3 separate regions of the Homo sapiens genome follow, and all the other regions are linked to region 2. Evidence: chromatin contacts called from ENCODE Hi-C or POLR2A ChIA-PET data. All regions are on one chromosome and are shown on one strand. The core of a region is the stretch at or near the end of the contact, and the rest is flanking DNA. Distances in the headings are between cores, read along the strand shown.

Region 1 (4,209 bases), core at 923-3,422, 210 kb after region 2:
CATGTGGAGACTGTGTGTGATGAAAGGGCAGGACACAGCGGCCCCTGGATCCTAATTCAGACCAGCCTGCCTCTGGCAATAGGAAAGTCATTTGTTCCTGCGAGCCCGTATCATAATCTGGCACAACTGGAGGTTAGAACAATCCTTAAAACTCTTTGGCTGTGGGATTCTAGTTTGCCATCTTAATTTATACATTCTATTTCGGCGCTGATTCTCCAGCCCTTTCCCTTTTAAGTGATCCTAATTAGAAAACACACAGGAGGATCCTTCCAGGATTTAAAAGCTGCTGGGATCCCCTCTTTGATCTCCCATCTGAAATACGGACGGTTATTGTTTCGCGTTTCCCCCCACTCCCCCCGACCCGCACTCCAGTGACAATTATTGGCATTTTAGAGCCTAGAGATAGAAATAAGATGTCTGACAGGCCCGGCTGCCTAAAAATCCAAAGCAAGCACCCCTCCAAACATCTCCCCTCCTCCCTCGCACCGTTCCCCACCCAAAAAAAAATAATGAAAAGGAAAAAATATAGCAGACTCTATAAACAGCTGCCAATTTATTAATAAGATGCTGGAGTTAGTTAGAATTTTAAAGATGCTTCAGGCATCTTTAAGGAGGCAGCAAGCCCTTCCTCTCCCGGGCACAAATAAGCCCAACCAGCAGACCCTACCTTAACTACCGCTATTTAAATTCTGCAAAGTACCGCGGTGACCGGAGGAACCTTCGCAAAGGCGCAAGGGTTTGCCTTAATTTGGTTAATACTTGGTTGAGATGCCTTGCGAGAACTCGAAAGCAGTTGAATTAAGAATCTTAAATCTTTCTAGGACGCGGAGAAGGAAGGTAGGAAATTGGGGAGGGGGAAAGGGAGGCGTGCCGTCAAGAAAGAGTTGATTATTTATTTAATTTCATTCACCAAGGGAGAATTCGGAGGCTCCATCCCGGAGGCACTGGGGTCCGGGACGCGGGAAAGGCTTGGAAATGTGCGACGCGGCTGTGTGCGAACGCGTGGACTAGGTCTTGGCTCGCTGGGAGGGAAGGGCTGGGCCGGCGCTGGGGAGGAGGAAGGGAGGGAACGGGTAGGAGGAGGGGAAGCGCAGTATAAAAGTCCCGGCCGGACTGAGCGTCCGCTACTCCGAGTCACTTCGGTAAGGCGGGAGCCCGAGCAAGGTCAAGGAGGGAAGTGCGCGGTGCCACGGACCGACACAGTTCGCTCTAGCATCTGACGCTCGGACTCCGCGCCCTCAGCCGGATCCCAGAGCCCTTCCATTCGCCAACCGCCCACTGCAAGGCATGAGCCGCACGCGGGAGCCCGAGGCTGCAGCGCGGTCATGAGGCGGTGGCCCGGGATCGACAGCTGCGCGACGCCAGCCCCCAAATCCCCTCTGGGCGCGGCACCCCCGGGATGAGCCCCCCACAGAGGCAAGCCCACTAGAGCTGAGATTCACTCCGAGTTCCTGAGCGCCTGAGCCGCGGGCACTGCGTCTCTGCAGCTTCCAGCCAACACCTGCGCCCGTGACCAGACGAACGCCTAGAGAGTCGGACTCCCCTCCCTTCCCAGGCTCTACGGGGCGCCGCGGATCCGCGAACAGCCGTGCCCGGCTAGCGGGCGGCCCAGCAAGTGTCAAGACCCTTCGGAACGACACTTTGGCACTCCTCCTCTCCCCCGACTGCTTCAGGCAGGGGTCGCAGGCAGACGCATGGCTTGTCCGGCGCCCCCTCCGTTTTCCATCACTGCAACTCCAGCTCCAGTTTGCCAATAAAGGTTTCTAAAGCAGCCCAGGCACCACCCCACCCACCCACAGCCCCGAGCCTCAGTGTGCACAAGGGCTCTACCCGCGCCCGTCACAGCGACCTCGGCAGCGGGCACTTGGTACAGCCCGGCAGGCTGACGCTGCCGCCGAGGGCGCCCCGGCTACCGCCAAACCGTGACAACCTCGGTGTGCCCGGGGCCCCCATCTGGAACCGGCCCTCCCCGGGACTCCGAGTGCGGGGCGGCGCGGCAGGCGGCCCCGAGGAGCGCGGAGAGTAGTGGAGGTGGCTTGCCGGGTGAGTGGCTCGGGGCGGCGAGGGCGGGGGCGCCAAGCGTGGAGGTAACTCCCGGCCGCAGCTGAAGCCCTCCTACTCCTCCTCCTCCTCCTCCTCCTCCTCCTCCTCCTCCTCCTCCTTCTCCTTCTCCTCCTCCTCCTCCCCGCGCTTCTCTGGCGGCCGCTCCCGCTCCAGCTGCGGCGCCGCGGCCACATCTGGGGCGCCCATGTGCGCTCGGGGGCTCGGCTGCGCCCGCCCCGCCGCCGACCCCGCAGCCCCCTGCCAGCAGGGTGGCCTCCGGCCCGGCCCGGGTCCCGGGCTGTCCCGGGACCCAGTCTCCGTCTCCGCCGCCGCCGCCGCCAGGCAGCGCCGGGGCTTGCTCCGCAGCCGGCTTGGACACCCCCGGCCTCGCGGTGGCTCCGCCGTGGTGCGGCGGCGGCGGCGGCGGCGGCGCCGGCAGCTCCTGCTCCCCCGGCCCCGCACACCCCGCCGCGCCCAGCGCCAGCCCCGCGGGCCCGGGAAGCGGAGCCCTGGCGGGAGCCGAGGCGGGAGCCGCGCTGCCGGGCTCCCGGGCTCCTACTCCTCCTCCCCCGGCGTCACCGCCGCCGCCGCCGGCCGCCGCGCCGGGTCCTAAAGCCGCGCGTCTCAAAAGGATGGTGCGCCTGGCGGCCGAGCTGCTGCTGCTGCTGGGGCTGCTGCTGCTCACGCTGCACATCACCGTGCTGCGCGGCTCGGGAGCCGCCGACGGGCCCGACGCGGCCGCGGGCAACGCCAGCCAAGCCCAGCTGCAGGTGAGTGCGCCGCCGGAGAGGGCCGTGCGCGGCTGCGGGGACGGTTTGTGGGGCGGGGGTGCTGAGCTAGTGCCGGGTGGATGCAGGGAGGCAGGTCCCCTGCCCCACCTAAGAGCAACTGTTTTGGCAGTAGTTTTGCCCGGGCCACTTGACTTAGGCAGAGGCGGAGCGGGGGCACGTGCCTGGAGGCTGCACCCGGCTTCCAGGTCTGCGGGCTGCGCTCCTTCAGTTCTGTCTGTCACGGGTCAGGTGCGGGGTTGGTGGGGAGGTGGGAAGGAGCGAGGTTTGGGATGAGCAGAGGAAGTGTGGAGAATGTGCTTGCTTGGGGGTGCTACCAGTCTTTCGTTGCCCTTCGGAGGCTGAGTAATGTTACTCGAGGCTGGAGGGACGCAAGGAGACTTTATAGGATGATATCCCTGAAGTCTTTGGGAGAAAGAACTCCGGGAGTCTACCCCTTTAGGAAGCAATGCCAAAGGTCAGGACATAATTTCCCAAGGAGAATAGCCAGGCATCCCCTCCTCACCCTCAGGGTTCCCTTGCTTCCAGTGTTCCTCTTCCTCCGGGAGCCTCGCCTGAGGTTCCCCCCTCCCCCCTTGTGCCCCCTTGGTCATGGGGAAGGTGCAGAGTGAAGGCACCGGTAGTGATTTGGGCCAGGGTTACCTGGGGCTTTTAAACTTGTAGCAAAGTCTTTCTCCCAAGGATCTTCCCCGTTGAAGGTCGCTTTAGCAATGGGATTCTGTTTATCCATTTCAACTTCAGGGCAAGGAGAGGGCGTAGTGGACGGTCAGACATAATGTGAGTTCTGACTTAGGAATAGAATTGCCCAGCTAGGCATTTCCTGCCGCTATGTTAGCGCCTTTCCTTGAGTCTAGGGGTGGGACAACTGTAAACTTGGAGCATAGGCAAAAGCAAGCAGGGATTTTCCCAGGAGGCAGAGGGGATTCTCTGGCTCCTAAAATCTGCTCAAACCAGGCGCGGTGGCTCACGCCTGTGATCCCAGCACTTTAGCAGGCAGAGGCGGGTGGATCACCTCAGGCCAGGTGTTGGAGACTATCCTGGCCGACATGGTGAAACCCCGTCTCTACTAAAAATACAAAAATTAGCTGGGCGTGGTGGCGCACGCCTGTAGTCCCAGTTACTCGGGAGGCTGAGGCAGGAGAATTGCTTGAACCCGGGAGGTTGTAGTGAGCTGAGATCGCGCCACTGCACTCCAGCCTGGGCGACAGAGCGAGACTCCGTCTCAAAAAAAAAATAAAATAAAATAAAATAAAATAAAATAAATAAATAAATAAATAAAATGAAATAAGCATTATTCATTGTTCCCAAAGGCCTTTATATTCATTGTCTTTGATAATTCACTTTTTACATCTTTATACAATTTATTGCGAAAAACTTT
Region 2 (4,789 bases), core at 1,744-4,243:
ATTCATGGGGAAATCTATGGAAATGAATGGTCTCTACGATGAGAATTTTTCCAGATTGAACTCTTCGGGAAATTTAAGTACTTCCACGTAGACTTATTAGTAGATATTGACATGTCATTAGTCATTTGTAAAAAAATTTAATATATTGCAAATTTTTAAACATCAAAAAGCAAATAAAGCATTTTTATTCATTATTTGGCCAATCCAATGAAATCTCCCAAATAATAACAGATTCTGTTATTTCTTTTCTTGGTGGTTGATGGTTCTCAAGTCAACAGCTGAAGGAGAGGTGTCATGGTGTAAGGAAAACGGCACTCACTTAGACCCAGACATTCTTGAGTTCATGACCCACTTCTACCACATATTATTCTGTGGCTTTGGAAAAGTCACTTAACCTGTTGAAAATTTAGTTTTGCATGAGCATCACTCTCCATTACATGGGTAAAACTTGAGTCACTGAGAATGAACAGATTTCTGTACACTGTACAATTCTGACAGTTCATTCTGCTCATATCCTCCCATTTTTGCCAACTCTCTATCCCCAAGTTGTTCCAAGAGCGTTTTCACAACACATTGCCAAGCCTCTGTCCTTCCCTTTCTTGCCTATCCTCATTCTGTTATCTCCCTTTTTGGCTGCTTCATTAAGAGAGGAGCTGAGAATCTGGCATCTGGGCAAAACCATTACTTTGGAGAACACCACAAGGCCATTGCTAATTTTATCATCTTTGCCTTTAATGTACTAGTGGGAAGATTTATTTCTACCTTTAATAGTAAGATATCCTAAGTAGAAGGCATGTGGGTACTGCTGAGTCTTAGTTCTGTGAAGGTGGAGACTGTGTATGTTTTATTCCTTGTGAGAACCAAGGACTCAGCAAATACAGAGTACTTATTCAAACATTTTCTGAGGTTACTAGTTGATCCAAAATGTATTTAGTTGTTCAGAGATGCCAAATCTTGCTCAATATTTAGTCTGTGTTTTAGTATTGCTCCAAACCTTAAACCTAAACCTACCACTGACTTCAACAGAACTCTTCGCTTATTTTAACTGGAGATGGTATGAAGCAATGAGTCACCACTGACTATACATACCAGCAGTGCCTGATGCCAAATGGTTGGTGTGTTAATATAATTTTGTACACACAACAATGCACACATTCCAATACGGTAAGTAAAATAGAAAAGTTTCAAGAGTGAGAGCACGTAGTAGATATTTCTCAGAAATCTATGTGTGATTACCTAACCTTAGCAATTGCAATTAGGGGAAGGAAACGGAGAAAGCAGAATTCAGCTGTGTTTTAAGATTTATTTTATATATACCTTTTGTCCCTTGTAAAAAGAAAATTTGAAAAAGAAGAAGAAAAAGAAGAGGAGGGTGGGGGAGGAAAGGGAAAAGGACAAATGTGAAAAGAGGAAAGAGATGGAGAAGAAGAAAAGAAGAAAGAAAAGAGACATCTAATGTTAAAAAAGTTTTATTTCAAAATCTTTATTAAAAAAATGCTTTGCACTGAGCAATAGAGCTCAGGGAAAATAACGCCCTCTCTTCAACTTGTCTTTCTAAGTAACGTGAGGCAGTTGGGCCAACAATAGTGCTCCCCTCTACCTCTTCATCTCTCCATTTCCTAAATCTTAGAAGAAAATAAACCTACAAGAGTTTAGCCCCCAAATCTCAGTGAAACAGCCATGGAAGGGAGAGACCAGTGAAAATCTACTTCTACTTTGATGATAAAGGTTGAGAGAAATGCGATAAAATTTTTGAACTTGAGACACAAACTGGGCTGAACACACTTGGTATTAACTCCGTCTTTCACCTTGGCCTCAGGCCTTATCTTATTCCTCCAGCATTCCTTGGGATGGTAAAGGCAGGTACCCTCATATGCAAGTCATAGTTAGGAGAAGCGTTAGCATGTCCACCTCCAAAAGCTACATTAATCTGGAGTAGAACTGAACCCTGTCCAAGGGAGCTGAGTTACAGGACATGAGGCTCTGGAAACAGGGGCCATTTCTTTCTTTTTGTTTGTGTGTGTGTGTTTGATTGTTTGTTTTTGTCTACTGCCCCAATAAATTGGTTTCTTTTCTTAGAGTCTGATGCTAAAGAAGTCTCGACTCAGGAAAACCACAAGGGTGGACTTGGGAAGACTCAACAGGTTGTAATGACTCTCCAGCAAATCATGTCACCATGCCATTTGATGATGGTAGGAAGAAACAAAGCCTTGAAGATTCATGCATTGAGAGAATAAGAGTTAGTGAGTAAACCAGATGTGTTTCAGGACTGGGACCCTGCAGTCATCAACCACCTCACACCTGCGTCAGTAACAAACCCAAGCTACAGCATGATTTTTGTTCTACCTCAGCAGATATTTTATAGATGGAAAAACTGAGGCATAAAGTGGGTAAATACCTCCCCCAAGGTCACGAGATAAAGATAACGCAGTCATCAAATATTCTGTCTCCTCAACATCTGTCTTACTGGAATTCTTGATGGATTGGTACCCCCTTATTATAGTACTGATTTTAACATAGGTTGGTTTTGAATACTGGGTTTTTAAAAATCTTTTCAAATCATTTGTAAATTATGGAAATGTATACATCACATGAAACTTACCATTTTAATCATTTTTAAGTGCACAGTTTAGTTTAAGTACATTCACATTGTTGTGCACTGATCCATCACTATACCTTTTTCATCTGCTCCAGCTCAAACTCTGTACCCATTAAACAATAACTTCCCTTTGCCTCATCCCTCCAGGCCCTGGCAACCACCTCTGAATGCTATTTTATAGCAAAAAGAAATATTAACTTTTGAGCTTGGTTTACAACCAAAAACCACAATTACATGCAGGAGAGAGGGGGTGGGAAAAAGAGGTTAACTCAGAACTCAGTTACTTAGAAGACTCTGTGAGTGTGCTGTGTGTGTGTGTCTTTAAAAGACTCTCCACCTCCCAGCCCGCCTCCTCACACTTTGCCACTGGGTTGTTCAGTCCCCAGGTTCCCTCAGTCCCCAGAAGGAGCCAGCATGGACAATCTCCTTTACAGTTTCGGAAGCAGGTTTGTTGCCATGGAGTTCACATTTTGACGGGAGTTGAGAAGTATAAAGGTAACCATTTGTTTTAGTTTCAACGATCTGACAAAAAGATAGGCTGTTGCTCTTCTTCTGGAAAAGCCTGATTGGTAAGATTCCTTTAAGGGCTCAGCCCCAAAGAGCTTTATCCCATCCCCTCGCAGACTGAAAACTAAAGCCTGCAGAGACCTCTGAAGGAAAACCTGTCCCGGGCTCTGTCACTTCACACCCATGGCTAACCCTGGAGGTGGTGCTGTTTGCAACGGGAAACTTCACAATCACAAGAAACAGAGCAATGGCTCACAAAGCAGAAACTGCACAAAGAATGGAATAGTGAAGGAAGCCCAGGTAAGAGGCACTCTCCCCTACTCTTCTCTGAATTACCTGAACGTTTCAATATTTCTCTGTGAAGATATTTGAGGCTGTCCTAACTTAGAGTTCATCTTATGAAGGGTTTTTACATGTTTTGACTGTTGACTCTGTTAATAGAAAGTGCTTGGCTACCAAAAAGTTTAGGTGTGGATTAAGGAGAAAATGTCTTCTGTATGCAAAAGAGGATACACACAGACTCACACAGCTTCAGGCTCCCTAAAATACAAATGTACCTACTAGACTTTTGTCTCAAGCATTTTGCGGGGAGGGAAGAATTAAGAAAGTTCCAACTCTTTGCATATATTTTTGTCCAAGAGACCTGCTACAACCGTCATGCTTCAGAAGAAAAAGAGGAAGTGAAAGTACATTTTGCTGACATTATGTGGTGGAGATGGCATTCTTCCCAGGTCCATGAGAAATGCATCACTGTTTGAAAGGCGAGTTATTATTGGTGTGTAGTGGAGCATTGTTTTAGCTCACTACTTGATTTGAGGCCACAGTATTTCTTTGAAATGTGACGTCACAGACATTCTTTTCCAAAACACTTCAGAAAGCAGGGCTGATTGTGACACACTGCTCTCAGAAAACAGAACAGCATCTTTAAAACAAACTTGTATTTTCCAACTTGACACTTTTTTTTTTTTTCACTCTTATTGCACCGGGATGTTTGCAGAGTGTCCTAGGCAGGAGGAACTCGAGGAAAGTTGTCAGCTTGTTTTAAGAGAGAGCCTGGGTCTGTGAGGTCCTTATGTAAGGCAGTTCCCCACTCCCCACAGGACATCCCGTGTCACTCTGCTCTGAGCAGCAGAAGTGAGCTCATCTGCCTGAGGAGCAAGCCCAAGTAGTCAAACAGGTAGCCTCCTGTTTGGAAAGAGAAGTGGCACAGGGAGCCCCATGCAATCTTCCATCATTTGATCATCCAGAGAGCAAGTATCCACCCACAGGAAAGGCAGATTGTTCTAAGATCACAGGACAGGTGGGTCTGGCTGGGGCCAGTCCTCCTCTCAGTGAATTACATTCGTGTGTGCAATTGGAAGAGGCTAAAGGAGCTCTAGAGCCTGAGTTGTGTGTAAACAGGCTGTGGTCCCCAAAAGCATTCCCCTCTTAACAAAAGGCACTGTCCAACGCTGGGAGGTGTCTATCAGAAACCTCAGAACTGGCCTGTCCCACCTGAGGATCTGAAACCTGGAGCAATGTGAAGAGAAGGTGCTCAACTCCTGTCAGTTGTATGAAGGAAATTGCAGTAATATCCACCACTTATGCATCACTAAATATCAATTCAGGCCACTACTCAAGACGATCCTTGCCTCTGGAATGCCTGTAACTCACAAGCTATTCATCTACTTACCCTTGTGATTA
Region 3 (4,360 bases), core at 1,631-4,130, 230 kb after region 2:
GGTCTCACATCAAGGTGACACTGATGCAAGAGGTGGGTTCCCATGGTCTTGGGCAGCTCTGCCCCCGGGGCTTTGCAGGGTACAGCCTCCCTCCAGCTGCTTTCAGGGGCTGGCATTGAGTGTCTGCAGCTTTTCCAGGCACATGGTGCAAGCTGTCGGTAGATCTACCATTCTGGGATCTGGAGGACAGTGGCCCTCTTCTCACAGCTCCACTAGGCAGTGCCCAAGTAGGGACTCTGTGTGGGGGCTCCGGTCCCACATTTCCCTTCTGCACTGCCCTAGAAGAGGTTCTTCATGAGGACCCTGCCCCTGCAGCACACATGAAGTCCCTCCCACAACACATGAGAATTCTGGGAGATACAATTCAATTGAGATTTGAATGGGGACACAGCCAACATATCAACATGCCCTTGGCCCAGCAATTCCACCTGAGTATGTGCCCAACAGAAATCTATTCACTAATGCACTCAAAGACCTAAAAAATAATGTTCATAGCAGCACTGTTTAAAATGGCCCCAACCTTGAAACAACCCCAATGCCATCAACAGAATGGATAATAAGGTAGTTAAGTGTACACAGTGGGAATGAACAAATGACAACTATATGCAACATGCACAATTTCACAAATGTAATGTTGAGTGAAGGAAACCAGGCACAGTAAAGTACATGCTGGATAATTCTGTTTAGGTAAAGTTCAAAACCAGGAAAAAGGAACCTGTGCTGTTGGAAGAGAGTTACCTTTGTCAGGGAAGTGATGAAAAGGGAGTCCAAGGAGGGCAGCTAGGGTGCTGGTAATGTTTTGCCTCTTGATCTAGGCATTGGTTGCCTAGGTGTCTTCAGTTTGTGAAATCTCATTGAGTTGTAGAGTTATATATGTGTATATTTCTGTAGGAATATCATACTTCAATTTTAATAAAAGAGTAAAGAATGCAGCAGGCAGGGTACATGGTGTAGAAGAGATGGCTGATTTTCACTGGGAAAGATTACCCACAGCCCTGGAGTTCACTCTCTGGGCTCCCTGATGTGCGTACTATCCCACAGATTGTTCTCCAAATTAGAATGAATGCAGGCTGGTTTCAGTATTATGGGGGTGCTCCTCTGCCTCAGGTCCCAGTGCCATTGTTACAACATCAAAGACCAACTGCTGGCTGAGATGCGGTCCATATGAAAAGAGTGACCAGCAAATTTACTGCTTGACTTCATTCCCCTTAAAAGGAACTGGCTCCATGGTCCTCCTTCAAAGCTCAATTGTAGACATATATCTTCTTTATAGGACATCGTTTACAATAAAGAGGAGCAATAACTTAAAATTTAAAAAAAAGAATACTTTTGAGAGCACTGTGAGGTGGACATTCCATTTAATAAACATCACTGTGGTTACATTGCCCAAACATTCCCAGAAGTCCAGCCATGGGCCTGAGAGACTTCTACTGGACATGGTGACTTTTGGGGACTAATTTGAATTATATTTTTATGCTCTAGCCCTCTCCCTAGGCTCTGAAAGTTCTTGAGAAGGTCATTAATGAGAGGCAATCTACTTCAAACCAGAGGGCCACCTCACTAAAATCAGGCAAAATGGCAAAATTCATAGCCCATTACTCATTAACTTATTTGGAGCTGCCCTTCAGTAGGGTAAACATTTTTTTAAGGGTTGGGGCCAAATTAAACTCCTGGATCGATTATACATAGTTCCCCAATACCCACATGGACATCACTCCACATAATTCCAGTGTGAAAATCTCACAGACTTATTAGCATTTCCAGATACTAGAACTCAACTAGAAAACAACAAAGTTGTTTTTATGCCTATCAGAAAATGAAGAATGTTATTAACTTTCCAAGAAGGAAAAAAGTAAAATTATTTATAATATACAGGATGTTTTTGGCTTCACATGGAGTCTGACCCAGGTGGTGGAGAAAGTCACATCTACGATCAAAATGACCAGCCTCCTGAAAACTGACCAATCCAGAATAATCCTTTCAGGTTCACTCATGATAGCAGTTGATCAGCCCATAGAGGATACAACGTTCTAAAGAGTGGGCAAGTCATCCACTTCTGTTTAACCCATTACTCCTGAAAAGGTTCAGCTCTCCATACTTTGCTGGAAAAAGGCTAACAACTCAGTGCATCCTTCCCTCTCTGCTCCCCTCACTGGTACATTCAGGAAGACACGAACCAGGTGAGACAACTGAGAGCTCCTTACTGAGAGTGTGAAGTGTGATGGTGGCACAACATGCAATTCCGAAGACATCATGAAATGAGATAAATCTGGGGAATCCACATCAACTAGAAAAAAACTGGAAACATTTGAAGAGGCATTGGGATCACAAAGAGAGTGAATCTAAACATTGAACAGCAGGTATTAAATAGAAATAATGAAAGGCAAGTTCTCAGGAAAAAATCTGTGGCAGACTAGGTATTCGAAGTTCTGTTCCAGGTTCTCCCCAGGGACTCATTGCCCTGAAACTCTGTCTGGTGTGGTTCTCTCATGCCCCACAATGGTTCTTTCACTTCTTATTCACCAAGGCCAGGATTAATGCTAAGGTCTGGACGAACCCAATAATGGGCATGAATGGCCTTGGCCTTAAGTTTTCAGGGATCCATCTGCAGGGTCCTCCCTGAGATCTGAGAAGGGTTTTACTTACTTCTTTCATCTTAAGGTGAATGCTAGTGGGGGAATTATTGTGGTGTGCCCCAAGAACGTTCTGTGTCTTGGTCCTGACAATCTACATGAAGTACCTTTTGTGCCACCAGGATACGTGGGCACATGACAGGTACTCACATACACAAGGGTCACTGCACATGGCTGCAGGAATGCCCAGGTTGGACCGGGGCTTCATCTGTGCTCCAACCCACCTGCACTCCATGGTGAGGCACTCTGTTTAGAAGGCAGGTTGCAGACACTCACCAAATTCTAGAATGTTGTTGTAGGCAAGAAAGCCAAGCCCCAATGTCTCATTTCATTGACAAAGAATCTAAAACCTGGAGAAATTAAAAGATTTGGCTAAGACCATACCATTCATTTATCCTACAGCCAGTACCAGACTCCAAAGCAAGTCATCTTTCATGAAGCCACACAATCCCCCATTTCTGAACATCTGTAAAAGTTTTTATAGCCCCACTTAGCTAAAGAGAATTAGAGTAAGTGTACATCTAAAGTGCTGGGATCCTGCTACATGGTGGTTGCTCTTAGGTTGTTACAGGAGCAGAAAGGTAATTAAATGGACATGAATTGTCTCTTTTATTTAATATACAACCAAACTGCAGTAAGGCAAATGAAATAATGTACATATAAGCATTGAGCACTGCCCAGCCACATGGCATTCTACAATTCCATTCATTCATTCAGCACTTTCATATCGCGTGGCTGTGATCAGCAGATATTGTGCTAGGCACTGGAGATTCAATAGAGAACAAGCTTATGTTCTAGAAAGAAAACTGACAATAATTGATTCAGAATAAAGGAATTATTATAGATTGTGATAGGTGCTTAGCAGGACATAAACAGGGAGCAAAAGATAGGGAATAACTGGGAGTTCCTACTAAAAGAGGGTGGTCAAGGAAGGACTTGATGGAAAAGTGACACTTGAGTCCTGAGCTGGGGGAATAAAAGGACCAGCTCTGCAAAGAACTCAGGAGAGCCAGTCAGGCAGACGGAATCACAAACACCAAAGCCTTGAGATAGGAAGGACTTTGGCATGACTAAGGGATGGAAAAGAGACTGGAGAACAGTGTGTAAGGAAGAAAGTGGCACATGAACTTGCAGAAAAAAGCAAGGATTTTGCAGGTCATGATAAAGAATATGGCTGTTCTAGGATTGGTGAGGAAGCAGCCATTGAAGAGCTTCTAAATGATGGCTCCATCTGATCAGTGGATAATGAGAGGGAAGAACATAGATATGTTAGAAAATTTCACAATAATTCAGGTAAGAGGTGATGGGATGTGGACCAGGGTAGAGAAGAGTGGATGGATGCAAGGCACAGTTCTGAGACAGAGCCAACAGGATATGCTGTTGGATTGCATTTCAGAGTTAAGAAGTGAAGAGTCAAAGACAGCTTCCAGTTTCACAAGGGTAGAGTTCATGTCAGTGGATTTATATGGGACATGTGGAATATGAGATGCCTCTGGGACATGTAAGTGAAGATAATAGCAGGGAGGCTGTGAAGTGGACAGGGAGCTGAGAGTGAGGTGTCATGATGAAAGTGGTAAAAGGAGAACCAAGAGGTGTGTCACAGAAGCCAGGGGAGAAGAATGCCTTAAGGAGAGAGGACTTCTATCGAATGCTGCTGTGAGAACAAAAAAGATGAGGCCAGAGAAGTGCTCATTCAACTGGGCAACGCAGCCATGACTGGTGACCTG

What was found. Hi-C counts contacts between places; a loop is a spot of excess contacts on that map. ChIA-PET counts read pairs that join two places held with the same protein, here RNA polymerase II (POLR2A). Pooled maps may share reads with other maps.
Region 1: a loop to region 2 is called in a pooled map, with 3 times the contacts of the local background. The contact joins the promoter of ISM1 here to the promoter of SPTLC3 in region 2. A Hi-C loop is called at or near these places in 1 of 37 single-sample maps with no recorded cell type and 8 of 50 pooled maps. POLR2A ChIA-PET finds 5 or more read pairs at or near these places in 1 of 52 experiments (CD4-positive, alpha-beta memory T cell).
Region 3: a loop to region 2 is called in a map of mammary epithelial cell, with 2.2 times the contacts of the local background. The contact joins the promoter of ISM1-AS1 here to the promoter of SPTLC3 in region 2. A Hi-C loop is called at or near these places in 1 of 168 maps with a recorded cell type or tissue (mammary epithelial cell), 3 of 37 single-sample maps with no recorded cell type and 10 of 50 pooled maps. POLR2A ChIA-PET finds 5 or more read pairs at or near these places in 1 of 52 experiments (CD4-positive, alpha-beta memory T cell).

The regions. Positions count from the first base shown.
Region 1 is chr20:13,219,102-13,223,310 of GRCh38, forward strand. It overlaps ISM1 (isthmin 1), which reads left to right and starts at 2,173. Exons shown (of 6, transcript NM_080826.2): 1 at 2,173-2,813. The coding sequence starts at 2,676. It also overlaps a transcript of TASP1 not described here. RefSeq lists silencers at 1,956-2,075, 2,535-2,604.
Region 2 is chr20:13,005,979-13,010,767 of GRCh38, forward strand. SPTLC3 (serine palmitoyltransferase long chain base subunit 3) reads left to right here and starts at 2,994. Exons shown (of 12, transcript NM_018327.4): 1 at 2,994-3,406. The coding sequence starts at 3,290.
Region 3 is chr20:13,236,807-13,241,166 of GRCh38, forward strand. It overlaps ISM1-AS1 (ISM1 antisense RNA 1), which reads right to left and starts at 2,881. Exons shown (of 3, transcript NR_040043.1): 1 at 2,647-2,881; 2 at 2,178-2,298; 3 at 614-1,303. All of the region lies in intron 1 of ISM1 (isthmin 1), which reads left to right. It also overlaps a transcript of TASP1 not described here.